Regions from separate parts of the Mus musculus genome. Here all the other regions are linked to region 5. A link is a loop called in an ENCODE intact Hi-C map of the cell type or tissue named here. Cell type or tissue: heart. All regions are shown on one strand.

The links. A loop is a pair of places that touch in the nucleus more often than their neighbours do. Peaks named below come from ENCODE experiments on the same cell type or tissue, not always from the same donor. Only the 100,000 strongest peaks of a DNase experiment are listed, where the experiment ranks them.
Region 1: it touches region 5 in a loop (1.8-fold over the local background); 4 of 42 quality-filtered maps call a loop at or near these places.
Region 2: a loop joins it to region 5, with 2.0 times the contacts of the local background. A loop is called at or near these places in 3 of 42 quality-filtered maps.
Region 3: a loop joins it to region 5, with 6 times the contacts of the local background. A loop is called at or near these places in 2 of 42 quality-filtered maps.
Region 4: it touches region 5 in a loop (7-fold over the local background); 3 of 42 quality-filtered maps call a loop at or near these places.
Region 6: a loop joins it to region 5, with 7 times the contacts of the local background. A loop is called at or near these places in 8 of 42 quality-filtered maps.

What each region holds. Positions count from the first base shown.
Region 1 is chr11:30,468,937-30,473,936 of GRCm38, reverse strand. 4930505A04Rik (RIKEN cDNA 4930505A04 gene) reads left to right here and starts at 2,108. Exons shown (of 5, transcript NM_001100394.1): 1 at 2,108-2,195. The coding sequence starts at 2,173. In heart, no CTCF peak of the experiment used is centred here; a DNase peak (open chromatin) is centred at 2,066; H3K4me3 peaks cover 1,044 bases; H3K27ac peaks cover 1,830 bases.
Region 2 is chr11:30,480,550-30,485,549 of GRCm38, reverse strand. No RefSeq gene overlaps it. Among named protein-coding and RNA genes, the nearest start is that of 4930505A04Rik, 11 kb to the right of the region's middle. In heart, no CTCF peak of the experiment used is centred here; no DNase peak of the experiment used is centred here.
Region 3 is chr11:30,514,618-30,519,617 of GRCm38, reverse strand. All of the region lies in intron 3 of Acyp2 (acylphosphatase 2, muscle type), which reads left to right. Among named protein-coding and RNA genes, the nearest start is that of 4930505A04Rik, 45 kb to the right of the region's middle. In heart, no CTCF peak of the experiment used is centred here; a DNase peak (open chromatin) is centred at 2,327.
Region 4 is chr11:30,164,031-30,169,030 of GRCm38, reverse strand. The region is part of intron 1 of Sptbn1 (spectrin beta, non-erythrocytic 1); the gene reads left to right. Among named protein-coding and RNA genes, the nearest start is that of Sptbn1, 53 kb to the left of the region's middle. In heart, no CTCF peak of the experiment used is centred here; DNase peaks (open chromatin) are centred at 2,630 and 4,030; H3K27ac peaks cover 2,778 bases.
Region 5 is chr11:30,363,144-30,368,143 of GRCm38, reverse strand. No RefSeq gene overlaps it. Among named protein-coding and RNA genes, the nearest start is that of Gm40820, 51 kb to the right of the region's middle. In heart, no CTCF peak of the experiment used is centred here; DNase peaks (open chromatin) are centred at 563, 2,973 and 3,373.
Region 6 is chr11:30,289,171-30,294,170 of GRCm38, reverse strand. No RefSeq gene overlaps it. Among named protein-coding and RNA genes, the nearest start is that of Gm40820, 23 kb to the left of the region's middle. In heart, no CTCF peak of the experiment used is centred here; DNase peaks (open chromatin) are centred at 2,830 and 4,190; H3K27ac peaks cover 1,709 bases.

The DNA.
Region 1 (5,000 bases), 110 kb before region 5:
TATATATATATATATATATATATATATATATATATATATATGTGTGTGTGTGTGTATGTAAACATATATACACATATATATATAATTTTTATCGGAGACTTATAATAAGTGATTCTCTTTACTTGCATCCGTTTTTCTTTCAAACAACATAACCTCATTCTTTCATTTTTTTAAAGAATTTTTTTAAAAAGAATTATTTATTTATTTTAGGTATATGAGTACACTGCAGCTGTCCTCAGACACACCAGAACAGGGCATCAGATCCCTTCACAGATGGTCGTGAGCCACCATGTGGTTGCTGGGAATTGAACTTAGGACTTCTGGAAGAGCAACCAGTGCCCTTAACCTCTGAGCCATCTCTTCAGCCCCAACCTCATTCTTCATGACTGAAAAGTTTCATTGGCATGTGGCATGAAGGTCATAAAATAAAGCAGTAAGCCACTGCTCTTAGAACAGTGAATCTATATCTATACTTGACAGTAACTCTGGATCTCTCAGTTGTGGTCTTATTGCTACACAATACACCATAACCATAAAGCAAGTTGGTGGGGAAAGAGTTTATTTGGTTTACACGTCCACATCACTGTTTATCACCAAAGGAAGTCAGGATAAGAACTCAAGCAGGGCAGGAACCTGGAAGTAGGAGCTGATGCAGAGGCCATAAAGGGTGCTGCTTACTGGCTTGTTTCACAAGGCTTATTTAGTCTTCTTTCCTACAGAACCCAGGACCACCAGCCCAGGAATGGCACCACCCATAATGGGCTGTTCCCTCCTCCATTGATCACTAATTGAGAAAATGCCTTATAGCTGGATCTCATGGAAGCATTTCAACTGAGGCTCCTCCCTGTCTAATGACTCTAGCTTACGTAAAGTTAACCACCAAGCCAGCCAGTTCACTAGGCATTTTCAGATTTTGTGAATGAAGAATTTTAGGCTCTGAGATACTAAATGTCTCCCTTATGTACAAGCTAGCAAGAGGTGAATCCACAAGGCAAACACCAGTTGCTCCCAGGGCCTATGTGCATAATCAGTTTGATGGTTAGGATTCAACTACGTTTCTCCCTGTGGATAGTGGGTCCAATGAATGCTTGGCTCAGCAAACATGCATGCCATCCCCTCCCTTCCTAGCTTTCTGGTTCTCCAAGCCATTTCCCTCATATTTGGTGACCCATAACTCCCTATTCAGAGACACATACAGTCCACACTCAAGTATGTAGGTTGCTGGATGTCAAATGTATCCACAATCTCTTCTCCCTAACAGGACTTTAGGACCTGAGTAAAAGGCCAGCCTCCACTACCCCACATCTGTCCCACGCGAATATAAATTTACAAAATGACTTTGGCTTCCCATGCTTATGCACATTCCTCATACACAGCAGAGTTCAGTTCAATAGAAACATCTCTAACCCCATTTCCTTTCCTATACAGAAAAACGGTTTAGTTATCACACGTGCCAAGGGCATTTGGCTCTGGTAGTGGAAACTGGAAAATGGAGTAAAAATTTCCAGGCTCAAGGTGCTAGATGATCGTCCAGGTCTTTTCCCTGGAGCTTGGGCTTTTGGAAAAGTGCAGCCATGCAAGCTGGGAGTCTGCCTAAACCTGCAGTCTCCTGAACCCTCGCTCAGACAGGGCAGATGCACAAACTACAGGTAGCCTCATTTGCAGAGCAGCGTTCCTTTGTTCTATTTTAAAGCTTCAGATTCTGTCAAAAAGTGATAGCCAAGCTTCCCCATGAGAATCGGGACTTGCACAGCTCTGAAGTGCTCATGGAAAACAGGTTTCCACGGGCAGCGGGGGAGACCTGGAAGCCTTCCTTGCTCACTCCTCAAACCCAACAGGGCTGGCTCCCCACTAGGTTTTGGGCTGATTCCCCACTAGGTTTAGGGCTCTACAACTTCAAACTCACTGTCCAACCTAAGGCTGTAGTTAAAAACCAAGGGACTCTTTCCCTCCCGGATTGAAGCAAGCCACACCCAGCTGCGAAAGCCCAACAGAGCACACTTACTGCGCTTGCGCACAGTCCCCAGTCGCTTGTGTTTTTCTTCCTGAGCTCTCAGTCGCCTAGCAACGCTGGAGTCACAGTGGCAGCGCTCTGGAGCCCCTTTCTAGCAAGAATAGGTCAGTGTTCTCTCTTGACACTCCTAGCTGCCACGTGGCAGGCTGGAGGGGGCCATGGAGGGAGAGGAGAAGCAGCAGTAAGTGCCAGGGTTCAGCTTTCTATTTTCCCTTCTGAAAACCTTTTCTATTTCTTGCAAAAGATTAAGGGAGTGGCTCAGCACATAAGATCCAGGCCACATACATCCAATAGGTTTCCTCCCCTGCTTTCCAAGGTTTGAGTGATTACAGTATCTTTTTTTTTTTTTTTCCTAGTGCAGCGTTTACTGAGCTTTCTTGAAGCCATCATGAAATAATCACTCTTCATACCTCACATTTAACTCGTCAGCAAATTCTGTCGGCTCCAATGTTGAAATTATCCATACTCCACTGTTCATTGCTTCCTCTCTTGTCCTCACTCAGTCTCGAGTACCAGCTTCTCATGGATACAGCCATCGCTTTGCTTCCCTAGTCTCTGCAGCCTTTTCAACATGGCCTCTTTTTAAAAGGGGAAAAAATATGTTTTCCACAGGGTACATACAGTAAAGCCAAGGCTGCGCCTGCCGCACCACACCTGCTACGGCCCTCTAGATCACCCTGGCACCTGCATACAGCTAACTGGTTGAAACAAGTTCCTAAGAACAAGCCTCAAAGATTACTATTTGATACCTTTAGATGTGTTTGACTGATAATTTGGGAGACCATGCTTTATGTCTAAAGATGGACACATTTCTGATAAGAGTTTTGGCAGTTACAGTTGGTTCTGCTAGAATGTTCCTTCCTCAAATATCCTTAATTTGTACCCATCCCTCCCTTGCTTTTTTCAATTACCACCTTCACAAATACCCTGTCCCAAACGTAGCCTCTCCTCCCACATACCTACATGCCTCTTCCTCGCTGGAAATTGTCGTTATCATGTGGCACCATCTAATAGACTGTGTATGCCCCATTTCATTTCTTCTCTGCCTTCCCTAGAATGTAATCCCCGTGAAGACAGGAGTTTTCATCTGTTTCCCTGCTGTATCCTCAGAGCTTCATGTAGCACCTGGCATGTAGAGACCCGCTGAATGCATTAGCAGTGCTCTTTTTCTCACATCAGTTACAATAGCTATTGTTCTTTCATATAAATCAAGGAATGGAACCTTAGATATTAAGTGGCAGAGGTTCCAAGCCAAGCCTGACTGCTTTCTGTTTTGTTGCTACTGTTTGCATTGCTGATATAGAACCTAGGGTCTCAGGCACATTAGTGTTTTGTCTGTATAAGGTGTTTCATTGTACAAAGATGTTTCTACAGAATCAGGCATTTCGCATTTATTTATCTGTAGCCATCCACACCTTGAAATACAGAACCAAGTAAATGCATAAATGTGTAAACCAACACCTACAGTCCTTTCCTTCAAGGATCTGATACAGATGTGTTGGTGTTCAACCATGAGAAACAGATGGAGAAAGCAGAGACCAAGGAGTTCAGACCAGAAAGTTACAGCTTTTAAGTAAATACACAGATCTGAGAATATAATAGAAACATCTTAGAAGTTGCTTACACTTTTCTAGTAATCAGTTCTTCTAAATCCTTTGCAAAGCAGCAATTTTTGTTACAAATCAAGGAAATAAGATCACAAAGAATCTGAAAAATGTTTTTATGTGGAATGGAGTGAGGGTTAAGGGTGTACAGCTGAAGCAAAGGCAGAGTGGAAAAATAAGTCTAGGACATTCACCTGAAGTATATAAAGAGTACAACACAAAGCATTTACCTAAGCTGAACAGAATATGGGTGTCAGGCAAGCAGTGATCAGTGAACTAATAGTCACCACTGCATGGAACTTATATTGATCCATAAGGGTATTTCTGGTGCTTAGTAAAGACAAAGAGCTAGATAAATACAATTTGAGTTATAGTAAGAGCCACAAAAGAATGTACACGCCTAGAGCATCATGGGGAGGGGACTCTAGGAAGTATCTGGGAAATTTTTCAACTGATACCCAAGTGATGCTGGGGAGCTGGGAAAAACCAGTGGTGCTGGAGAAGGAAGAGCATGAGCAGGTGCCCTGAGGAGAAAAGAAGTGAAAACAGGGAAGACGCTTGAATGAGATTGAAGAGATTAGCTGCCTCAGTGCACACTCAATATAATCAGGAGACTAGGTTTTACTATAAGTGTAATGGAAAGCTATCCGAGATTGTTAACTGAAAGATTACAATAGAAATGATGGACTGGATTCATTTTGAAGTAAGGTAATAGGTATATTTTAAGGGTTGCGGATAAGGCAAAACTACCCATTTGTCAGTATAAATCTAGAATCTTTGTTGTTATTGTTTTAACCACGTTATTATTTTTTTGAAGATACCATACAATGTATTTAGATCATATTTCCCCCCACCCTAATGCCTGCCAAACCCACCCGCCCCTTCCTATCTACCCAGCTTCATGGGCTCTCACTGATTCCTTTTCTCTTCTTTTTTAACCCGTTGAGTCCAGTTAGTGTCACCCAAATACTCTTGGGTGTGGGGCCTGCCCTGGAGCATAGTCATCCTACCAGGGTCACACCATTAAAACAAAACAAAACAAAACAAAGCAAACAAAAACAAAACCCAACTCTTTGAGCCTAGCAACTCTCATTTACCAATAGCCCCTTGGGTAGGGGTGGGACTTTGTGCCCATATAGCCCCTTCCATGCTGGGATTTGTCTGGTTGAGTTTGCACAGGTCTTGTGCATGCTGTCAGAAACACTGTGAGTTCATATGTGTAGCTCTCCAGGTGTGTCTAAGAAACATTCGTAGTCACCTAACACTTCTGGTTGTTGACAATCTTTCAAATCTCTGAGCCGTCAGTACAATGTCCCACTTAAAATTGATTATTTTGAAGTCTCTGATTCACAGCACATAGGCCAATTGTGGGTCTCTGTTAA
Region 2 (5,000 bases), 120 kb before region 5:
AGAACAGTACTAGGGATTTGTTTTTACATGTAAACTCTGTCTTCTAGAATTCTTTGCCAAAGAATTGTATAAACTAGAAATTATAGTCAAATAGCAAACAAAGCTATGATTTCCTTAGCTGGGTTATAGACATTCAGATGAAGAGATGACAGACTCTGAGTTAGGGGAGGAATGAGTGAACTTCTCTTCTGTGACCTGCTCTCTCCATCCAGATCTCTAGCTGCTTGAATTTGGCTCCCTGACGACACCAGGAAACAGAACTAAGATGGTGAAGGAGGGTCCTGACAAGCCCTTTAGAAAGAACAGGGTAAGGGTGTGTGCTGTCTCTGAGCTGGTAGTACTCTCTAGTACTCTCCCTGTCAGAGTCTAATGCTGTCAAATTTATTAGCAAGTTTGTTTCCAATAGATAAAGTAGCCAGGGGTTGGGGGCATAGCTCACAGCTTTAGTGCAATCTCTAGCACAGCATCAAATTTTGTGTGATGGTAGAGACCTATAATCCCAGAGCATGGGAGGTCGAGGCAGGAGTGTGAAGACCACATGAGACCTTAAACAAGTAAAAGTATAGGTGGTGAGAGGGGTGCTGGAAAAAGGAGCCCCAGTTTCCTTCCAACACAACAAGTAAGGCTAAAACGAGTTTCTCTTCTCAACTTATATTGAAAGTATTCAAAATAGGTTTAATCAGACTGGCAGTGTAAAGCTCGACTGAGTGCTGTTTATGGGAAAAGAACACATCATCTGGAGCAAAGGATCTGATCTGGAGATGTGTGGGCCTTTCTGGGAAGTTCAAGACAAAAGAGGCTGAACAGCAGCCAAGAAAATAGATACAGCCTGTGGGAAAAGAAAAAAACAAATTTTTGCCTATCACCAAAGGCCTTAGCATATCTAATAACTATAACTCCTTGAGAAAAATTCCAGAAATAGGGAGATACCAGTGGTCTAGTAGAAAAGGAGAGTATTGTGTAAAACTTCATTTACTTAACCATTGAGACCAGTACTATTCCTGGAGCCGGGCCCCTCAGGGATAAAGAGACCCTGTAGGCTTTCAAACATATTTGCAAACAGCGGCTGGCAGTGCTTACTATTTACCAGGTAGCACGCCAAGGCCACCATGCCTGAGCTTCAAGAAAACCCTATGAGGAAAGGTCTGTAGTCAGGATCAACTGGCAGATAAGACGATACCTAAAAGACATTGTCTAAAGGACCCAGTGTGTAGCTGCTATGCTCAATGAGAAGCAAGGGAGAATATTAAAAATACAGAACAAGGTTTCAGTTCTGTCTATACCTCATCTAAGCAAAATGAGCATAAATTTCTTCAGAGAATGTGAACATACAAAGTATGGAGAGCAGTCATCATGGATTGTAACACAAATCTCAAATTACCACATATGAACAAAAGTGATAGAAAAAAGTTGGTGTGACAGCTGTAAATCACGCCTAGAATGGAATTATATGGCCTTCATGTATTCCAAAAACCTCAAACATTCATTAGAAAAGTAATATACTTAGAATCATTATATATTTCTATTCTGTTCTCATCCAAACTAATGAAACCCATATTGAAACGAAAACAAAAATCTAAAATGAGTTATTTGGGTCTATCTTTTATATGACTCACGCTCATGTTTAAAGAGATAAATATGAGTCTGATGTAGATTATATTGGGAGGGAACTGTCCTCAGCCTAAGATTCTTGCAGAAGTGATATCTACTTTAAAATGAACATTAGTCAGAAGCTCAGTGAGCAAATAGAACCTAAAGTATAAACAATAAGGAAATACTAGCTTTGCAGGGCAACTGCCCATCAAAGTACACATCAACGGACACAAACATGGGGAGCACTCACTCTGAAACTCCTGCCAGGAGGATGAGGTTAGAACACTAGAACCACCTACATTAGACTGAATAAGTGATATATGTTCTTAAACAAAGCCAGCGTCTGTTCTGCAGAATTATCTTCCCAGCCAAACTGTGGCCACCTTCAGGAGTGCAGCTGGGTCTGCTCACAAAGGGTCATCCCAGCATTCCTTGATGAAGGTCAACATTCTGTCAGAGAAGGAGTGGGGAGAGTCATGGATCTTGGCAGGAGTGTTCAGTCACTCCTCTGGACCAGTTTCATATGCAATTCTGCCTTAATTGCTCATTGTCTGGAGAAGGGACCAGAGAACGTAGGCTGGGAAGGACTAGGGACGATGGTTACTTCTATGAGGCAACGTGGGACTCATTGTCCATGCTGAGTGCAGACCTTCCTGTGGCTGCTCCAGCCTGTAACTCTCACCCACTACCCTGTAAATCTAATGAACTTATTGTTCCCATCAAGGGGAAATGTGTTGGAATCATGCCTTGATTTGTCTGTCCTTGGGACCTTGAAGAGAGGAGTGTTACTTACATACCCCTCACAGGAAAGGAATTTTTGTAGCAGTTTCACAAAGCTCTTTCCCATGGAACTATTTCCTAAACTTTACCCAACAGTCAGGTTAAATGATGATACCCCTGTGGACAGTAAAGCCAGAGGCTCAGAGGGGTCAGGTTTTCCAGTGGTCTCAGGAAGAACAAACAAAAAGAGTGGTCTGAATTAGCATTTCCATCAGGGAAGCACATACTCTCCTTTACTCTGGCTGCTGACTGAAGCTTCTCTGCAGACCCACTTGACCATTACTAACACAGGAGCAATGGTCATCTATGACACTCCCTAAAGCTATTCTTGGGTAACAAAAAATTTTAAAGATTTATTTTATATGTAAGTACACTGTAGCTGTCTTCAGACACTCCAGAAGAGGGCGTCAGATCTTGTTACAGATGGTTGTGAGCCACCATGTGGTTGCTGGGACTTGAACTCCGGACCTTCGGAAGAGCAGTCGGGTACTCTTACCCACTGAGCCATCTCACCAGCCCCCTCCTCCTCTTCTTTTTCTTCTTCTTCTTTGGATTTTGGGTTTTGGCTTTGGTTTCCTGACAGAATTTCTCTGTGTAACAGCTCTGGCTGTCCTGGAACTCACTCTGTAGCCCAGGCTGGCCTGAAACTCAGAGATCAGCCTGCCTCTGCCTCCTGAGTGCTGGAATCAAAGGCATGAGCCACCATGCCCAGCTCTTCTTCTCTTAATATATAAGAAAAGCTTCTAAGATTTCTTTTCCTGAGTTTATAGCCAATTATTCAATCCTCATCAGTTGGAAGAGAAAGCAACAAAAAGGGAAACTTAAATCGGTTACGTAGTTCACCTCAGGCCTATTATAACAGGATTCAAATTGTAGCTGAGTTTCCAAAATCTGGAGAGACAAATAAAGGCTGCAGTAATTAATGTCAACCTGAAACACACAATTATATAAAGAAGAAGGATGGGATAGACTAATAGTTTAAAAGACTGGTGGAAGCTTAATTTGCAGTAGGAGTTTCCAAAGAATGGCATTGGCGTAGGAGGCATCAGAGGTAAACTATGCTATCAATCAAGCAGCCCCCTGTCTTCTTGAAGCTCTCAACTGTAATTCTTTAGGCATGCTCATACTTTTAGCCTTTTTTTTTTCTCTTTAAGGGAATTTTGTTATCTCTCAACTTTACTTGTGTTACAGAAGAAAGGTATCGATTCACCCATATCAAAATAGTCACTACGGTTCATCAGCTCTGTGGCCAAGTGTCAAACTGTGGCATGACATAAAGTCACAAACTGAAGTCATAGCCTTTGCGATTACATACTTATTCTTGAATTATTATTGCTTCTTTTCAGCTGACCTCAGCACCTGTATATTATTCATCAGAGCATACTGTGAACTCAGGCTTTTCACAATGGATGCAGCACACTTAATTAACCCTTTGCAGCCATTACCAAATAGCTAACAATCTCCACTGTCAAGGCCTTCAGGCCTCAGGCCTCACTCACCATTCATTCATCACACAATTTGATTTTAATTTTCTAACTCTATGACTAAACTGATTTAAAACTGAATCTCACAACACAGTGCTCCTAATCATTCCAACCTAGTCTACATGAGAAAGGCCTTGCTGGGGATATCATGTCCCGTTGTTATTCACAGGATTTAGAGCAAGAGGTAGCAAGTGTAAGTGAGAGGCCATGAAGTCTGAAAGGAAGAAAATTGGCACAAAGCAAATGACTGAAGCTTCACTTTCTAGCTGGCCACCTTTAGACCAGGTGAGGGCAGTGAGGGTGGCAGAAAGAAATACTTATTGCATGCTTATTTTGTTTGGGTTTGGGGGTGAACGTTTTTAAAAATAATTTTTATAACATTTTGAGTGGGTGGTTTTGCACCTACCCAAGCTTGTGCCATGGTGTGTGTGTGAGAGGGAGAGGCAGAGGACAATCTGTTGTCTGTATAGCACAGGCTAGCCTGAAGCTCTGTAATCCATGTGAGCCTAGCTTCCGAGTCTTCCAGCCAATGTTCTGAACACTGCATTTCAGGCAGAAGACTCATGGGCAGCGTATGGTCCTCTCTTGTTCTAGTGGTTATAAGAGCATTGCCCACCAACTAATCCTAAATGGTCTATTAATATCTTTCATTTTAAGATTATTTTTTGGTTGCTGAATGAGCACTCTAATCTCAGTCCTTGATTTTTTGAGAGAAGGTGCACTTAGCTCAGGCAGGCCTTGAAGATGCCACCAGACAGCTCAGCCTGTCCTTGAATCTTCTGCCTTTACCTCCTGATGTTTGGATTAAAGGAATGAACCACTGAGTTCAGATCTTTTTTTTTTTTTTAATTAACAACCAAAATATTCAAAATTGAAGGCTGGAAGAATTTAAACAGGTTCTTCAAACACACAAAACAAGGATTTCAACATGGGCCTAATCTCAAAGTTCAATAAATAATAGTACTCCTCCCCTGGAAATTACAGAGATGGCAAGTTGCACCATCAAAGAAAGGGATCTAAGTAAAATTTATGGGCAGGTGTTAAAGACTTAAGTGTTCAGCTTAAAAGAGCATTTAATTATCATGTTTAAAATGTGAAGACTCTCTAAGGAATACAATAATGGTTTTTATGTGTGACTACAAA
Region 3 (5,000 bases), 150 kb before region 5:
CTTTTGTGGCTATTTTAAGATAAATTTTAACTGTAATAAAGATGATATACAAATTGTGATTTTTGGTTTTTACTTTCTTTCTGAGACTTCACTGCAACTCAATGAGATCCAACAATAAAAGATGTATGGAGCCAAACACTGGTAGGAAAGGGACAAATTTCAAGTCTTCCACAGCAGTTGCTAAGACTTCTCTGTGCCTCAGAAGCAAGTTTAATTTGTATTTCTGGCAAACAGATAAGAGCTTGACTTTGGGTGTGATAAGGATGAAAAAGAAGAGAGACATGAAAATAAAATTCAAACCAAAGTTGATGGGCTGTACAGATGGCTAACAACCTATAACTATTGACATCCTGGCAGGTTCTAGGATGCAAGAGAACACATTGGGTAAGGGGTATGAGAATGGGCAGAGGCATGGAAGCAGGTAGAGGTGATAGATCTGAACAATCAAGTGGACTCAGTGGGCATACATCTATCTAAAGCTTTCCTGCTAAGTCAGGGAGTAAAGAGGGAGATGAATTAAGCCAAAGGTCTCAGCAAAGTAAAAAGAACTCCCACTAAGAAGGATCATTGGCACCACAGAGTCCAGTTATAATTAACCTTGTTGTTACAGCTTAAAACAAAAGGTTCGATTTCAATTCCCAAAAATCTCACACTTCCGGTTTCAGAAAGCTTCTTACCTAAATGAATTCAATTTATCTGAAATTAAGTAGCATATATAAACTATGTCAATGGTGGTACCAGAGTGCACAATGCATGGTTCACAGATGCATCATTCATAGGTTTTATGTGAACATAAATAACTATGTGGGTAAATAGGCTATGAGATGAACAATACCCAAGACAGGTACAGATGAATTGATAGTGGAGGCTAAACAAAATTTATCTTAGAACTAGAACAGCAAGAGAGTATGTGACAGAAGTCATAGGAGGGTTTGGAGAAGCTCCTGTGCTCAGTTTTGTGATATAGGGGTTAATTCTAGACTCTGGAACTATGGGGTAAAGCCTAAAATGAAAAATAGGACCGTATTATTACAAATTAGAATGCCTGGTGAGAAAGCCAGGAGCTTTGATGGAAAAATCAACATGATTGTGGAAAATGCTTCAAGTTCTGTATTTTTTTTCTCTAGACAAATTCAATTAAATGTATTTAAACAAAAGTTATAAAAGAGTAATTAGGCCCTACAAGCTAATTATTTTCTTTTTTCGAATAAGTGAGTTGTAACAGAGGCAAGCAAGCATCCTTTTTATGGTTTTTGTTTATATGCTTCTTGATTTATATCCTAGGTCTAAAAGTAAGCTATAATATCCTAAGCTAAAATTATCTTGCTATAAATTTTTAGTATTTTTCTTTATAATTTCTGCCCAGGAGACCCAAGTTTCCCTGGAAATGAAGCACATGTTAACTGGGTATTTGCCTCAATGCTGGGCTTAAATTGTGTTTTCACTATTTCATGCATTTGGAGCTGACTATGACACATTTGGGGCAGAATGTGACATATTTAGCTTGACACATGTGGGGCTGAATGAATGATTGAAAATAAAAGTGTAAGTATGCACATAATGATTTTGTACAAACTATCTGTTAGGACATGAGATTCCTTTGTCTGCAAACTGTTTTCAGAGTGATTGATTGCCAAGGGGATGCGTCTGCTTGCACACAGGCACAGCCCTCGGAGAATCAGTCCAGTCTGACTCCAGTCTTTCTGGACCAAGAGCTGGATTGCGATTGCAGAGCCCACTGTCCTAAAACTACATGTTTTTGTGATAGAAGAACATTGTGTTCCTTCCTTTAGTGGAAAAGGGTCTCTAGCAAAGTTGGTCATAAAACACAAGTCTATAGATAACCTGTGGTTTCCATTGAGACAGTTACAGAATTAGTATCAGGGAAGGGGAAGGGATCATATCTTTATATATCTATTATACTGTTGTTTTCTTCCATATAGATTTTAAAATGATGTGTAAGAACATATTAAGCTGCTAACAAGAGAGTGGATACTTAAGAATGAAAATAAGGGAGGAGCACAAAATAGAGCTAGGAAGAAGTCCATAAAGATGCTTACCGTAGGACCTCTGCTATGGGTGGGCTTGCACTTGACTCTAAACTGGCTAATAGTCCTCCATCTGCTAATGGCATTAGCCTCAATTTGCTTAAGAGCATTTTTTTTGAGGAAAATGGAAAAGTCAGGGTAAAGGTTAAAAATACAAGAGTGTCTGGCCAACTCATTTTTTCATTTGGCTTCCTTCCTGTAGGAATAGATCTTAACATATCTGGGACAGAGAACATACTGAACTGTGTGTCCTTAATACAGCCCTCCTCAGTACACTTCTGGGACAGGATGTTCAGAGATATCCAAAGGTATTGAATTCGAAATCTAGGCTGGCTGGACTGGCCATCAGCAGAACCCCGAAGCTCTCTGAAGCTGTTCTGTCTCTTCTTCTACAGTGTCTCCCCTTCTATAGTCAGACAGCTCAGGAGCTTTGTCTGTTCTTGCTGTCTCCATTTCTTGCTCCACCATCACCCCTCAAACAGTTCTAACCTGGTTTCCACTCAAACCGCATCAGTAATGCTGTCTTGCGAAGGTTCACAAACCACTCTTCAGTTTACTTTTTACTTGGTCCCAGCAGCATTTGGAAGTTCCTTTACCTGTATGTTTCTGCTTCTATTCAGTTGACTCAACGATGCTGGAGTTCCTTCAGATATGAGGAGCTGGCTCCGGCAAAATTAGAGAGTAAAAACTGAACACTAGTAACAAACAAAAGACATCTACTACTTCTGAATCCCATAGCATATGGTTTTATTGAACAACAGTAGCACGGTATGTTTACCTCCTCAACTTCCAGTCCAAACTCCTTTTGCTGTTCTTTTATTTCAGACCCAACAAAGTTAGGAGCTACATTTCCCTGAATTGCCTTGGACTTAAGATTTCAAATGTAATTTAGGCTTTTACAGTCAGTGATATCTACATGAATTTTGAACTTTGACCTGAATTATCCCAGGATAGTTTCCCAGACTTACTAATTTGAAGATGCTGGGTGACAGGACAGTCTACGCTACAGCTGAGAAGTGCTTCTGCCAAGACTAGGGGGCCTTGGGGATGGAATTTCCCTAGAAGTACATAACTCTGGAGATCCCAGAGCTTTCTAAATGAGAAAAGGCAGTGGACACTTGACTTCAGTAACACTTATTAAGAGCCTACTATGTGACCTAGATGTTCGATTAAGTGATTCACAACCAAACACGGTCTTCAGCCTTTCCATGATCTCTGTGATGACAGTAGTAGGACTCTCTTTTTAAAGATGAAGAATCTAGTTTCAGGTTAATTGTGCATGATTTGGGGTTTCCTGGACAAATTTTTTGGCATGTTATCAAAATACTATTTAAAAATTTATTTTTATAATAAAATATTTATTCACATATAACTGAATAAAGAGGCCTGTTTGATAAGCAAGAATAACACAAATGTTATGCACTGTCTTTCCACTATGAATGCTAGCTCAAAAGGTTGAGATTGGCAAGTACCACATTAGCTTCTAATTCATTTGCTGTCTTTTCTTACTGTCTGCTTTTTCACTTCAGAGATATCTGAAAGGATAATTCCACTTGAGTTCCAGGAAATAGAACTGCTATGAATTATTGCTAATGTTAGCTTTCTAGTGCTTTAATTTCATCTCCTTGTTTCAGTCAAGGGTAGTAGTTAGATAGCAGTTTTCACATCACCTAGGAACTCACACACTCCTACTTTCTGCAGGTAATACTCACTTGAAACACAGGGGAGGCAGTGTTGCTGGTGCTGTTTCCGTATGTGATTTCTCCATAGACTTTACTTTCTGTAACTTTGCTCAATGGTAGGTTAATAGGGCAGTTTTCAACCTGAGTTTACAGCATGAAATGTCCTGAGTTCCTTTAATTATAGATTGGTTTTCTGTACACACACACACACACCACACACACACACACACACACACACACACACACACACACACATTATCCTGTTTCAAAGACAAAAACTGTGCTATAAATCATAGAGCTTTCTTATAAAATATTGGTTTTGGGGGGTTTTTTATTTGGTTCTTTTTTACATTTTCTTATTAGATATTTTCTCCATTTACATTTCAAATGCTATCCAGAAAGTCCCCTATACCCTCCCCCAAGCTCTGCTCCCAAAGCCACCCACTCCCACTTCCTGGCCCTGGCATTCCCCTGTTCTGGGGCATATAATCTTCACAAGACCAAGAGCCTCTCTTCCCTTTGATGGCCTGATAGGGATGCTACATATTCACCTAGAGACACAAGCTCTGGGGGGTACTGGTTAGTTCATATTGTTGTTCCTCCTATAGAGTTGCAGACCCCTCTAGCTCCTTGAGTACTTTCTTTAGCTCCTTCATTGTGGGCCCTGTATTCCATTTAATAGATAACTGTAAGCATCCACTTCTGTATTTGCCAGGCACTGGCATATCCTCATATGAGACAGCTATATCAGGGTCCTGTCAGCAAAATCTTGCTGGCATATGCAATAGTGTCTGGGTTTGGTGGTTGTTTATGGGATGGATCCCCAGGTGAGGCAGTCTCTGGATGGTCATTCCTTCCATATCAGCTCCAAACTTTGTCACTATAACTCCTTCCATAGGTATTTTGTTCCCCATTCTAAGAAGGAACAAAGTATCCACACTTTGGTCTTCCTTCTTGAGTTTCATGTGTTTTGCAAATTGTATCTTGGGTATTCTAAGTTTCTGGGCTAATACCCACTTATCACTGAGTACATACCATGTGTGTTCTTTTGTGATTGGGTTACCTCACTCAGGATTCTATCCTCCAGATCCATCCATTTGCCTAAGAATTTATAAATTCATTGTTTTTCATAGCTGAGTAGTACTCCATTGTGTAAATGTAGCATATTTTCTGTAGCTTCTGGCTATTATAAATAAGGCTGCTATGAACATAGTGGAGCATGTGTCCTTATTACAAGTTGGAACATTTTCTAAACAGCCCCACATCCCCT
Region 4 (5,000 bases), 200 kb after region 5:
CTTGTCTGTATATGTGTGCGCCACATGATAGGTTGGTTTAGAGTTTAGTTCTTTGCATTTTATGTGTGTGAATGTATGCCAGAGGTCAAAACACAACCCGGAGGAGTTGGTTCCAGGCATCAAACTCAGAGCATCAGGTTTGGCAGCAAGTGTCCTTACCTGCTGAGCCATCTCACGGACCCCTTAATTGCTTCTTAGAAAACATCATTACTTAGGAAAATTACAACACATAGCCCTCTCACTCCCACCCAGCCTACATGTGCTGACATTAGGCTACCTTTGGGTTTCATCTTTGCTGTTTCAGTAATAGCATTCTGTCATCTAACTTAATAACTAAGGATCTGCTGTTTGTGTATGTTGAAAGTTTGCCCTAATATTTATGGCTGTTACAAATTACTTTCTATTCACCTTGAAATCCATTTCACCCTTCTTCCTGGGAGGGTTTGGTGATGGAACATAATACCCTTCAGAGAAAGAATGCAGTCAGTTACTAAAGCCAGCCTTGAGTATCATAGCTCTTGTTAATCCTCTTTAGGGTGCAGGTGCTGCGCTGGGCTCTGACAGGTCAGGTAGCCAGATGGGTGAGGAAGAGACCCCAAGTCCGTCTTTTGCCTGTGGGTACTGTTACAGTAACAAAACTAAAAATGCACGTCACTATGGAGCATCAACTGGCTTAACAGAGAAGGTTGAAGTGGCATCTGATACGATGCCTTGTTTCTGACTAGCCCAGAGTGCATATTTGCTAAGTTGAGGTTGACTTGAAAGGGAAAGCTGATGATTGTGGTACTAACAATATTCTCAAAGTGTTTAAACCTAAAATGCAGACTTCTATAAAGGACAGGATGATTACCAATCTAGGCTTTTGTGGGCCTCAAGGATTTTTGAAGTGCATCACCTTCTTCTTTAAACAGTCCCTTCAAAACGTGAAGCTAAATATGTCTGGTGGTGCATAACAACTACTTAGGAGGCTGAAGCGGGAGGACTGATAAATTCAAGGCTTGCCTGGGCTACATACTGACTCTAAGGCAATAAGTGATGCCCTTTCTCAGAAAGCAGAGGGGAAAGCTTAGTGGTAGAGTGTTTGCCTAGCATATATTGAGGCTCTGCATTCAATCTCTTCTACTGGGGCTATGGAGTTAGGGGTGCAGGATATTCTAGCTTCTCCTAGGTTATACAAAAATAGGCTATAGGCTGAAGTTTACTGACACCTATGTTAACTTGATACTTTAAGGTTTTCGTGTGTAATTTGTTCTTTTGTGTATGTAGATAGATACAACATGTGTGAACATTGATTGTGGGCTCCAGAGGACAACCTCAGCTGTCATTTTTTGTGTGCCATCCACCTCATTTTTGAGACCTTTTATTTGACCCCAGCACTTACTACTTAAGGCTAGACTGGCTGGCCAGCAAGACCCACAGCTGACCTCTTTGTGTCTCCCCAGTGCTACAAGGACATGCCACCACACGCAGTCTTTCACATGGGTGCTGGAGATGGAAGTCAGGACAGACTATCATCTTCTTAGTCCTGTATGTTTTCTTTGTCCCTCCCCTCCATGGATTTGATCCTTAAAATCATAAACTGGCTGGAGACGGATAGCTGTGTTCCTGTTTTCCTCTTGCTTTGGCAAGCTAATTAGTAGTATCTGTTTTCCCTGGGCATTGTGGTGTGTGAGCAGGCTTTTGAGGTTCTTTGGGGTTCTGGTGAATTACCCAAAACACTGGTGTCTCAGTTTCCTCCTGAAATTAACCCTGAGACAGAGTTAGTGGAGGTAGCGCCTAACACAGCTTCCACTGGTGCACAGGAACAGTGGCTGCTCCTCTGTCCTCCTGCCTTTTTTCTCTGGCTACTTCAGCCTGCTATGCTTTGTGTAGACAGAAAGCAGTGGATTGCCAGCTTTACAATATAGTTTTCTTCAAGTGAAGCAGTTTTGAAGGGAACCATCTTCGTGAATGCTTCTAAACATTTCACATGGAGTCTTGTCTGTAACTACACACCTTTTACGTAGTTCTGACTTGGGCACTATACACTGTTGTTAATTCACATTGTCTCCTGGGTCTTATTTTCAGTGGTAGTTCCATTTCTCTACCACTTATTTTCAGAGGAAGCTGTGGCCATAATTCCAACTTGCTCCACAGTCTTGGCTTCTTATAAATTATGATTTTAAGGGGTTCACTTTGAAGTAGAACTGGCAGGGACATAGAGGGGTTCAGTGTGCTTTCAGGGTTTATAGCTGCAAAGTATCTGTCCTTGCTGCGCTCCTCAGAAGACAGACTCTGCCCTCTGTCCATGGGCTTGTACCTCTGATGCAGGGTGCAGGTGTTATATAGAGCTCATAGCTCGTTTTATAGTCTGCAGATCGGCTGCATGTGCCATTTTGGATTTGTGGTGATACTGTGTTAATTGTAGGGCCCTAGGAATGCTTAAACAAGTGTTCTACATTCCTAGTCCTGCTTGGACTTTCAGAATAGATGTTTACGTGTGTGTTTTGTTCGTCCTGGGGGACTGTTAGGAAAAAAATTTAACTCAGGTTCTATTTATATGCCAACCAGCAAACGTGAATTGCAGGCTCCAGACCAGCCCCAGGGAGTACTCTAGTCAGAAGATGAGTTTCCTTCCTCCTGTTGCCTTAGAGCAGCTGCTGCTCTTATCAGTAGGACCAGTTGCTTGTTTGTGGTTTCCTGCTATGTCGTTGTGCATGCTGCTCCAGGAACAGCAAGATCTCCATCCCTTCTTGTCTTTCATTGGGATCTCTCAACCTCCTTAAAAAAGGGAGGAGGTGGGGAAGGTTTTGCTTTTATGGATAAGTCCTTGAAATTTTTAGTCTTATGACAGTTGGCCTTGTTTGGATCTTGTTAATGTTTTCTGTTTTGCTTTATTTTATATTTTTATTTGTATGAGTGTTTTCCCAGTGTTTTATCTATGCGTATCACATGCATGCCTGTTGTCCAAGGAGGTCAAAAGAAGGTGTTGAATCCCCTAGGACTGGAGTTACGGATTGTTGTGAGCCCCCATGTGGGTACTGGAGACAAAACCCTGGTTCTTAACTGCTCTTAACTGCTGGGTCATCTCTCCAGCACCAGTTGTTTTATTGATTACATTTAAAATTTTTATTTGATGTGTGTGTGTGTATATGTGTGTGTACTTAGAGGTGACTTTGTAGATGCCATAGTTTATATGTGGAGGTCATAAGAACTTGAGGAAACCAATCCTCTCCTATCATATGGGGAGGGGGCTGTTAGATTTAGATATCAGGCCAAGTAGCAGTGCTTTTATTTGCTGAACCATTTGACTAGCACTATATTAATTTTTAAGTTTTATTATCTTATATAAGTGGGTGTTTTGCCTGAATGTATGTCTGTGCATCATGTAATGCTAGTAGAGGGTGTCAGGGAATATCCTGAAATAGAGTTACAGTTGTGAGTTTCCATGTGGGTGCTCAGACTTGAATCTGGGTCTGTTGAAAGAACAGCTAATGTTCTTAATCATGCAGCCATCTCTTCAGCTCCTATGTAAATATTCTCCTGTGTTAAAATAGCACAGTTTATATATATATGTATATATATGTGTACATATATATACATATATATGTATATTTGTATATTTTGTGGCTTTACAGGTATAAGTAACAGTTCAAAACAAGAATTGTCAAACTCTGTAGGTTTGTTTTTTAGACATCTTTATCTAATTGTATTTACATTTTAGACATTAAAGAACAATTAGAAAACATTTCAATTGTGAGAGGTTTATTGCACCACAATAATATTTAATTACTTAGACTATGTTTCTGTGCTTAGAGATTTCTTCCCTCTGTGATTTCCAGGGAACCACTAACTAGCTGCAGAAGATGTATTAAGAATATTCCTTTTTCCTGGGCCGGATGGCTCATGGTTTTAATAGCAGCACGGGAGAGGCAGAGGCAGTGAGTTTGAGGCCAGCCTGGTGTACAAAGTTCAGGGCAGCCAGGGCTCTGTTACTCAGGGAAACAATGTCTCAACACCCTCCTCCCTAAAAGAACATCCTTCTTGGACACTAAAAGTGCTTGTGAAGTTTGTTGTGTGGCTGCCCTGCCCAGTGGGTGGGTAAGGCTCTAAACAGGTGACAAATGGAGCTTTTACCCTGAAGAGGTTATAGGCTGGTAGAGAGAAGAGGACACTGGATACAGACTGAAAAAGTAACAGATAATGGAATTGTGATTACTGAAACCCAGTAGGACTTCCCTCAGCAGGTCATCTTGGCTTACTTCTTAAAGAAAAAAATTAGAGCAAGGAAGATGCCTTTGTAGTGAGAGCAGCAGTTCAAAGGTCGGGGAAGGAAGGTGCTTGCGTGTGAGCTCACGTGATGAACTAGATTTGCACAGGGCTGAAGCACTAGAGAAGTCTCTCAACAACATGATACCTTCAGGAAGGCCCCTTGGTCCCCCAGGAAGCAAAAATCTGTCAGTGCAGTAGGTAATCTCTGAAAAAGCACTGTGGGCCAGTGCTCAATAGTGATGCAAAAACTGGATCAGAGGGAAGAGAAGGGATCAGAGTAAAGACGTGGTGGCTAGACTTGAAATTATTCTGAATTCTTCAATACAAAGCACACTGTAGTCTGCTCTTTCCTTCTTTATAATCTTTTTTTTTTTTTGGTCACTTTTTAACTTTTTGTTTTCCTAGATAAACTTAGTTTACTAAGTATATGGGAACTTACATGAGACACAGAACTTGACTGACTGAATTTCAGATTCGCTAGCCATGGGACAGGTCTTCATGGTGATTACCTCGTCATCCCCCTTCCAGTCTTATAACTCCTTTTACTGCTTTGAACCCAAGTCTGCATTTAACTTGGTTGGAAATTGTACCATTACCATCTCTGGTGGCAAGCTATTGTGTTAGCACAATTGACTAAGAATCTGGTAAGAATGGGGATGTAATCTTAGCTGGGAATGGTAGTAGAACCTTTCTATAGTCCCAGTAATCTGAAGACAGACCACAAGATTGCTATCAGTTCAGGGCCAGCC
Region 5 (5,000 bases):
TTCATGTTTTGATACTCTTAGCCACTCTGCTATGCTCCCTCAGACATTCCCACACAATGCTCCAAAACTGTTCAGGATGCCACTGTTGGTTAATTAATGTTTCTGCATGAGCAAGTGAATGAACAATCAGGCGGGAAAATGTCATAAAAGTTCACAGTTAATGATAAAAGAAAACTCTGTGTTCCTAAATATCTTTGGCCTCATACAAGTGGCCCTGTATAGTTGTGTGTTTCTGAACTTTACGGTGTCAGTGCCTACAGCACATAAAGGGCCTCTTTCAGTGGATGAAAGTCATGCTAAGAGAATGCTAAAACTTCTTCCTTACATCTGCACTTTTAGATCAGGAGCCTCAAGTGCTTTGGAAGATCAAACACATTCAGGTCTCTTTCGAGTAGGCAGCTCATTAAGGAAATATGGAGCCCAGCAGCACCTTTCAAGCAGTACTGATGGGTGCTGGAGTCACTAGAAACCTGTATCCATTCCCAGAGGCCTGCCTGGAGAACCTCAGCATGGTGACAAAGGCTGAATTGTTCCCCCAGAACAACGAGCCATGCAAGCAGAGAGTGGCTGCCTGTGTACCCAGGGAAAAGGCCTGAAATGAGTCCCTGGCACAGACACAACAGGTCAGCCTTGAAAAAGATGGGGACAGAGCTCACTGCCAAAGAACTAGTCTCAGCTGGCTTGTTCTTAAGTTCAAAGTATCATATTCAAACTAAAACCAGCTAAATTTCCAAGTTATACAGCCAAGTGTACTCTGGGATAAAGCGGAGCTCTTAGGGAAAGCAAAGGGCTTCCCTTTTAATTTTCTTGGAACTGGCTTTAGCCTCAAGCCACCACCATCCTGTTTCCACATAAGGTTCACCCTCATGATTCCAGTTCTCCCAAGGGAAGTTTATGTTTTCCTTACTATAGAGCTTTGGGAAAACTGGTGATTACAACCAGAGCAAGACATGTTGGCCATTCTTGCCTTCCTATATCAATTGTGCATTTACCATGTGCATTTATTAATTTACTTTGCTGGTTTGTTCTCTCTCTCTGTCTCTGTCTCTGTCTCTCTCTCTCTGTCTCTCTCTCTCTGTGTCTCTCTTTCTGTCTCTCTCTGTCTCTGTCTCTCTGTCTCTGTCTCTCTGTCTCTGTCTCTGTCTCTCTGTGCGTGTGTGTGTGTGTGTGTGTGTGTGCAAAAAAAAAAAAAGAGAGATCAAAAGACAACTTTATAGAATCAGGCCTCTCCTTCCATCTGCATGTGGGTTCTGGAGATTGAGCTCAGATCGTCAGGCTTGTGCATCAAGTGCTTTAACCTGCTGAGCCTTCTTGTCAACCCTATTTTATTAATTTTATTTTTTATTCCTTTTGTGGGAGAGGGGTCTTGTGTTTAAGTATGCCATGGTGCACATGCAGAGATCAGAGGACAATTTCAAGAACCTGGTCTCCTTCCAACATGTGGGTCCAAGAGATCAAACTGAAGGCATTGGCGTTAGCAGTGAATGCCTTAACTCATGAGCCACCTCATTAATTTTTAACATTAGAGTCCATTAAGGTGAGGACTGTGGCCATTTAAGTGTTTTGTTTTTCTATTTTCTGTTACACAGAAATCAAATATTATGTTTGGAAACTTTAATAACCTAGAAATCTCTGCTCCAAAATAACAACTATTGTTCCCATAAACAAAAGCCTTACTACTCAGGGGAAAGGCCAGTATGTCCTTGTAGTAGAATATTAATAGAAAACACACACATACACACACACCACGACATGTGGTTTTTATCAATTTTAATATTGCTTAAAATATTGTTTAAATAAAACTATGTTTTATTCATATTTGTTTTTATTTTCTACAACAGAGGGTTGAAGTTGGGGTCTTCCTCATGCTAGGCAAAATTTTATTACTGATTTAAATCCCCCCACCCTGTCATTGTTCATGTAAAATAAAAAAGTGGTTTCTAACTAATAGTCCCTTTCCACCCTAGGGACATATGTCAATATCTAAAAACATCTTTCTTTATCATATCCTACTGTTAGGTGGCTGATAAGGGACAGAATGCTACTAAATTCTTCCTTCAGTGGAAAGGAGAGCCCAGCAAACAAGTAATTCTCTGGTCCAAAACATTGGTAATGCCCTTGATAAGCATAGGCACTACAATACAGATGTACTGTATTACAGTGCATAGAAACTATATTACAGTAACAAACATTCACCTCAAAGTCCTGCTCACAGCTAGGAAAGAGATTAAGGCTTGTATACAACACATCACGCATAGGGCTGAGATTAGCCAGAGCAAGTGTCTACATGCCCATTTTTCCTACATGTGCAATGTATTTAGTAAAAGATATGAGGTGGAACAGAATAAAATCCTGATTCTTTCTTTTTAATTTACTTCATAAATATTTGTTACCAGGCCTTTAAGATAAATGAGCCATGTATGGTGGTGGTATACAACTTTAACCCAGCACTCAGGAGACAGAAGCAGGTGGATTTCTTTGAGTTTGAGACATGTCTACATAGTGAGTTCCACAGAGGTACACAGGGAGACTCTGTCTCAAAAAAAACCAAAAAACCAAAACAAACAAACAAACAAAAACAAAAGAAAATGACAGAAGTAAATGGTTCTTCAAACATGAGTGCTTGTCTTAGTCAGAAAGAAAAGTGACTGGGCTATTTCTAGTCAATAGTTTGGCCAGGAAATGTCTTTGGAGCACTAAAAGGAGACAAGAATAAAACTGAAATGTCTGTACACCTTACAAAGTAAATATGCATATCATTAATTCTCTATGAGAAAGCCTGGACTTCAACACCAGTTCAAAGGTCTATAAAGAGACTTAGTGAGGAAGGATCTAGACAGGTCACACGAGTCTTGGGAGCTTCTTCTACTTCATCTTTAAGCTTTCTGACTGATCCCTACCCTAATGATCTGCCTCAGAACAGGAGGTCCTCCTGGACTTCCTGCTGCAGCAAGAATAGCCAGAAGGAAGGACGTGAGTGCATGATCTCTGGGGACTGAATTTGGCTTTTCAACTTGGAATAGATTCACTGGGAATGGTTCTGATCTGTCCCTCCCTACTCAGTCATGAATCCACCAATGTTTAATTCCTTCATGCGTGGGGGAGGGTATGGGGGACTTTTGGGATACCATTGGAAATGTAATTGAGGAAAATACGTAATAAAAAAATATTGGGAAAAAAAAAAGAAAGACCAGGATGATATTTTCACTAGAAGAAATTTTACCAGGCCTGGTGGATCAGTCCTGAAAATCCAGCTAGTTTGAGAGGTTACTACAGGAAGGACACAAGTTCAAGGCCATTCTGCACAACTAGCTAGATCCTGCCTCAAAATAGAAAGTGAGAAGAAGGTTGATGATACAGCACACTGGTGATGTGCATGCTCAGGCACCAGACAGGATGGGGTGTGGGGCAGACGTCAGGAAGATCAGAGCTGTCAGGAGTTCTGATGCTCACAGCATGATTAAGCCATGAACATGTAGACTAGTGAATTAAAATCTTTGAATAAGTGACTACAATACAAAAGAAGTCCTTGTTGTTCTTCTGCAAACCTCTGGGTAGTTGCCCATTTCAGTGGAATCAGGTTCTTTAACTGAGCAGAAGCACTGAGGTTAGCACTTAATAATGGCTTCTTTAATTTATGATTCAAAACTATCTTTTCTAATAAAAACATATCACTTTTAGGGCTTATGCTACCACGCCCGACACAAAATGGATGATTATTTTTAATGACTTTTTTTTACATACAATACATTCTGATACAGGTTCCCCTCCCCTGACTCCTCCCAGTTCCCCACCTCCCATCCAGAACCACACCATTTCCATCTCTTTTTAGAAAACAAGCAGGCATCTGAGGAAGACGAATAAGATAAAATAAAAACAAACAAATTCAAACAGTACAAAACAACCAAGCTAGAAAAAGAGACATAGAAAAGGCACAAAAAATGCATATAGACACAGAGGCACACATTCACACACATACAGGAATCACATAAAAACATAAAACCAGAAGAGTGTGTGTGTGTGTGTGTGTGTGTGTGTGTGTGTGTGCGTGCACTCAATACTTGTGATGGGAGGTGGGGGTAGGGGAAACCCTGACTCAATATTCTGAGACAAAGAACCTCCAAAGATGCCATTGAGTTCATTTTGTGTTGGCCATCTACCTGCCCTTAATAGTTGTTTATCTAATTCTTTCATTTGTAAGTGGCTATCACTTGGAGAAGCTTCTGGGTTAGGGATGGGGCTGTCTCTCCTTCCCATCTCAATGCTGGCACTCTGTCTGATGCAGACCTGTGCATGGTGTCACAGTTTCTGTTAGTTAATGTGTGCACCAGCCCTCTTGTGTCAGAAAGCCTTGATTTCTTGGTGTCCTCCTCCATCCTCTCTGGCTCCTACATCTTTCTGCCTCCTCTTCTGTGGGGTTCACTGAGCCCTGTGGGAAGAGATTCGATGAATACATCCCCTTTAGGGTTGAATGTTGCAAGGTTTCTCTCCCTCTGCATATTGTCTACCTGTGGGTCTCTATGTTTGTTCCCATCTGCTGTAAGAGGAAGCATCTCTGATGAAGGCTAAGCAAGACACTGATCTATGAGTATAGAAGAATATCATTAGAAATCATTTTACTGTTACATTCCTTTAGCACAGTGGCTCTCAACTTATGGGTCATGATCCTTTGGGAAACTTCTCCAAAACTACTCACATTATGATTCATAAAAGTTCCACTTATGAAATATCAATGAAAATAATTTTGGGTTTGAGGTCACCACAACATGAGGAACTGCCTTAAAGAGTCATAGCATCAAGAAAGTTGAGAGTTTAGCAGAACAGTAGCAGCTGGTTTCCCCTAGGTGTCTGCCCTATCTAGTCTCAGGTTCTTGGCCACTTAAGCAGCATTGGTTATGGGTTGTATCTCATGGAATGAGTCTTAACTCAAATCAGGTGTTGGTTGGTTACTCCTATAAGCTTTGTGCACTATTGCACCAGTGCATCTTGCAGCAAGTCAC
Region 6 (5,000 bases), 74 kb after region 5:
TATTCTATAGGTTCCACATTGTTCTAGATCATTCCAGTCCTTCAGCCTGGCCAAAGTACCTTTATGACCTGGTCCCAGTTCTCCCTTTCTAGAACCATTCCTGACTACCTCTGGCTTAAGTCACAACCAAAGCAAGCCATCACTAATACCAACATTGCATCATGTCCTCTTATGGCCCTCTGACTCCATGTTTCACAACCTAAATACTCTCCCCACTTTTTAGCTTACACCCAGACATGGCCAATCTTTTGACATTGCACTGTGATGTTGTCATATACTAAGTTCACTCACAACTGAACTACACAATCAAACTGCAAAAAAACAAGTCATAATGTTTTGATAAATATGTAACTTTGTGGGTGGTTTGCATTTGCAGGTATCCTTGCCTACACAAAGCCCAGGGTGACAAGTGACAAGTTCAACATACTGCAAGGGTGTTTTAGCTTTGTTACAAAATTTGTCTTTAATTAGTCTTATAAGAAGTGTGTGTGTATGTGTGTGTTTGTGTGTTAATGGAAATTAGTTGGGTGCAGTGTTCCACACTTATAATCCCAGCACTTGGGAGGTGAAGGCAGCTAGGAGGACCAAAAGTGTTCAAGGTCATTCTGGGCTACATAGTGAATTGAAGTTTAAAACCAGACCAGGATACAGGAAGCCTTCCCTGCCCTGCCCACAAAGAAGAAAAGAAGTGGAAAGGAAGGAAGTGGAAGAGAAGGGAAGGGAAGGGAAGGGAAGGGAAGGGAAGGGAAGGGAAGGGAAGGGAAGGGAAGGGAAGGGAAGGGAAGGGAAGGGAAGGGAAGGGAAGGGAAGGGAAGGGAAGGGAAGGGAAGGGAAGGGAAGGGAAAGGGAGGGAAAGGGAGGGAAAGAAAGAAAGAAAGAAAGAAAGAAAGAAAGAAAGAAAGAAAGAAAGAAAGAAAGGAAGGAAGGAAGGAAGGAAGGAAGGAAGGAAGGAAGGAAGGAAGGAAAGAAAGAAAGAGTGCGCAAATCTGGCAGTACAGATTACAAATTTAGTTTACAATGAGCATTTTTTTCCCTATAAACCCATATATCAAGGAAATCAAATACACATTTCCACATTTCTTAAGGCATGTAATGGTGATATTGACCATTCCCCAAAGACTCATTTGCAGAATGACTATATTCCTCTGGAATATGGGTGAAGTGTTAATGTTCTTACTTGGCGACAAACTCATGACATTCCTCTAACATCTAGATTGGCTGGGTTTCTTGGTGGATCTGCCAGAAATTCCTCACATAACCCAGTCTAGAATTTATGAACTGAGAGGTTTATGATATTTCAGATGGTAGAACTGGCTATTGTTTTGCATTAGGAACAAATGGAGTAAACACAGTACTAGTTGTGACCCAGCTCAGATAGGGGAAAGTGAGCTGGGTTGACAATAATAGTATTCTATGCCTGTGCCAAACAGCCCAGCCAAGCACAGGGCTAAGCTGTGGTCATGATGGCTTCTATACAATATTTCTTCTTTGTAGGGAATTAGAAGAGACTTTGATAAGGATTTTGTCTTGATTTTCCCTCAGTGTGGCTTCATTGAACAGCAGAAGCGCAGGTGAGAAGCCTGACCCAGGCTGCTTATTATCCAGAGCTAGGGCAGTAGGGAAGTAGTTGTGATAAAAACATTATAGTAAGTGCATGCTACATGATGGGACAGACTACATCCTTCTCCAGAGCAAGCCTACTCCTGCTTATCTGAGGACTTCTCTCTTGCCACAAGATAGGAACAGTGCTTGTCACCATTCCTCAAGTCACAGCTGATTAAACAGAACATGGACATCTGACTCAAACCAAGCTGCTTGGGAAGCCACTGGGAATTTAAAGGAGTAGGGTAGGTGGTGTTGAGACAGTGAGGGAGGGCGAAGAAAGGGAGGGTGGGCAAGAGGGAATGGGTGGAAGGAAGAGAAAAGAGAAGTATAAAGAGAAGAGGGGAAGGGAGGGAAGACCAGATGTGGATAGAGAGATAAGAAGGAAGAAAGATCAATTCTTTACTGCTCTCCCTTTTCTGGTTCCTGTTCTTTGGCTGATCTGATCACTGTCTGCCCCATTCTAGCCCTGCCTTCCTGACAGAGCATTGCGTTTTCTTTTCTGCTGGTGTGGAATGTTTCTAGGGTTCAGAAGCAGGATTCCAAAGTTCTTGTATTCAAACAGACAGGATCTCTCTCTTTATTTCTCCTGTGCTACAGCATTAGCAGCTGAGGAGGAGAGAATAATTCAGGAATTAGTGGAACTCGATACAAGGCCTCAGCACTGCCACAATCTGGATCCACAGCCAGTGCCTCCTGTTCCTCAGCAATGAATGCTGGGGGCTTGAAGGTGTTTGTTAGTGGGTGTGGAGATTTGGTTCTATAAATCGGTAGCTTGTCCCTCATTTGAACACCAACAAACACAAAAGTAAGCCCATGGAACATTTTAATTATAATAGACACCACAGGAAATTGTATTTATGTATGGAACCTAAATTTAGAATCCTTGACAGACTGACAGGATTAAGTCCGTGTAAATAGTCCATGCCAGGTGCTAGGAAGTGGCTTCAGAGACAAGAGGCTGGCCATGCATGCAGGCCCCCTTGTTACCCTAAAATTTTGTGGAAGAAAGAGCTTTGCTCTGGGCCAGTTAATTTTTAAGAAGTCTTCATTCCTGGCTAAGAATAACGGTTTTTGAGAGAATCATTTCAGGGCGTCTCCCATTCCCATTCTCTGCCTCCTGTTCGTCTGTAAACAAGGAAAGGGTGTGGCCTGACTTGGATCTGCTCTAACAGTGTTTGTGTAGCCCTGACCGGAGGCAGGAGCCAGTGGGAAAGAGGAAGTGTGTGGGTGGGAGAAAGGAAATCTCTCAAGCTCGCTTGCTCCCCTCACAACCCTGCCCCACCCCGACTTTCAGACTTTCCATAGTTGCCTCTACTCACTTCGGATCCCCTGAAAACCGTGGGCAATGGCTCAGACAGGAATGATAGTACAGGAGTTGTCTAGAGCAAGGATACTGAACTTGGGACATAAGAAAAGCCTTTACTCTCACCCCATACCCTCTGAAGAAGCTTTTCATTATGAGACCCTGGGGCACCACTCTGACCATCTTGGAAGCTTTAAGTAAAGTCACATCAAGAAACATTCTCCTGGAACCTGTATCTCAAGACTCATGGTCCAGGTCAGAGACCAGAATTCCCTGCTGATGACAACCAGCCCCTTTTCTTCCTAACTTAATAGTCCCAAAGATGTATAGGTTCACTGGATTTGGGGATAACCTGGGGTCAGCTGTTTGCAGAGACCATGTCCAAAGTGGACGGTACTGCTGTAATACCCAAAAGCAAGATACAGGAAAGAAGTCTGTTCCACCAGGGGCTGGGGCCAGACTGCCCATGTCTAGTGCCTCTTTATGGTTTGCATCTGAAAATTCTTTTGGAGTGGACTTCCAGCTGTTATCTGACAATGTAAGAAGTCAGAAGACATTTAAATATTAGCTTCATATGTATATTTATGTTTATGTACTATGACCTTGGCTGAAGTCCCTAAGTGTTAAAGGTAGACCATTCCACCCACCCCTTCACATTGTGCAAACTTGGATAAATACTTGGACAACTAAAACTCCATTTTCTTGTCTGCAAACTGAGAACAATCACAATAACACTTATCACGAGCATTTAAATTATAATTACTGCCTTGGCCGTTGGGCAAGTTGGTTTTTTTGTTTGTTTGTTTGTTTTTTGTGCCTTAGCTTTCTCATCTGTTAGATGGAAGGATTCAAATGGTACCTGTCTCCAAGTGTTGTTATCAATAATGTAATAGCCTTATGGCAACATCTGGCAGACAATAAACTGTGAATGTTAGTTGTTATAACCTTCTTCCTGGAATTCAGGACCCTCTGACTAGCTAAAGCACACACAGTGCTTAAGTCCCAGCATTCTGCTTCCAACTGCAACTGTTCTCTCAGCCAAGTGTAATCTGATGAATATAAACTAGGAGTTCTGTCCTGGGATAACCTCCATTCTTGTCTGTTAAAAGGCTTTTGAGAGCCACTTAGAAAGGTGAAAGAAAAACAAACAAACAAAAACAACCTTACATCTGCATCTCTGGGCAGGGTGTCCGTAGTAGCAGAGAGTAGGGGATCAGAGAGGGCTCCTGGCTGGCTCCTCTCCTGAGGTCCAGGGATTGCTTTCTTCACTGAGGAGTTTCTGCAGCCCTGTACATTGGCAGCCTCTCAGGACTGGGCTGGGTTTCGGAATTAGCTTGGAATGTTAATTCCGTAAATGTCTGGAGAGGTTTGAGCCTCCATAAGAAGTCGCTTGCTCATACAGAAAGACACACTAGCCACGGGGAGCTACTAAGTAGCTCAGTTCTTTCACAATGCTGTCTCTGAGAATTAACAGCTCTGTCCTCAGCTCAACACCCACTGCCACTGGAGCCACTGCCTGCAGCTTAGACCCTAGAGCACTCCTTTAGGGTGAGGCATAAGGAGAACCCTGAGGGTGCCACTGGCCAACTGGCAGGTATCTGATTCCAGATCCTCACCTACAGTAATAGCACTGTCTCCTGAAGAACACACGGTAGGCAAGTTCTTCCTCTATCTCGTTCATGCAGACACATTTCATCTCCAAAACCTTCTGTCCCTTAGTCATATGGACACATAAGAAGAGTGTGCCATGCTACATCATTCTGAGATGTTTTTGTTTTACATTTTGTTAAGGAAGCCCTAAGCTAAGGAAAACGAGAGTCTCCCTGTGTGGTTTCTAACAGCAGTCAGAATTTGGAGAGACTTTTTGCTGGGATGTGGTTCTAAGGAATGAGGGGGTCTTCCAATCCCTCTCTCTTAGAACACATCCATTCAAATGCTGCCCAGCCTGGGTCTCCATGTAGGATATTAGGTATTTCCTCCACAAGTTCACTGCGCCACTATTTTGGGCTGTTTGCATAGCCACTTCCCAGAGCCCATGAGCAGCAGCAATCAAATCCCAGTGGCAACTGTTTCTATTGAAGCCTTTACATTC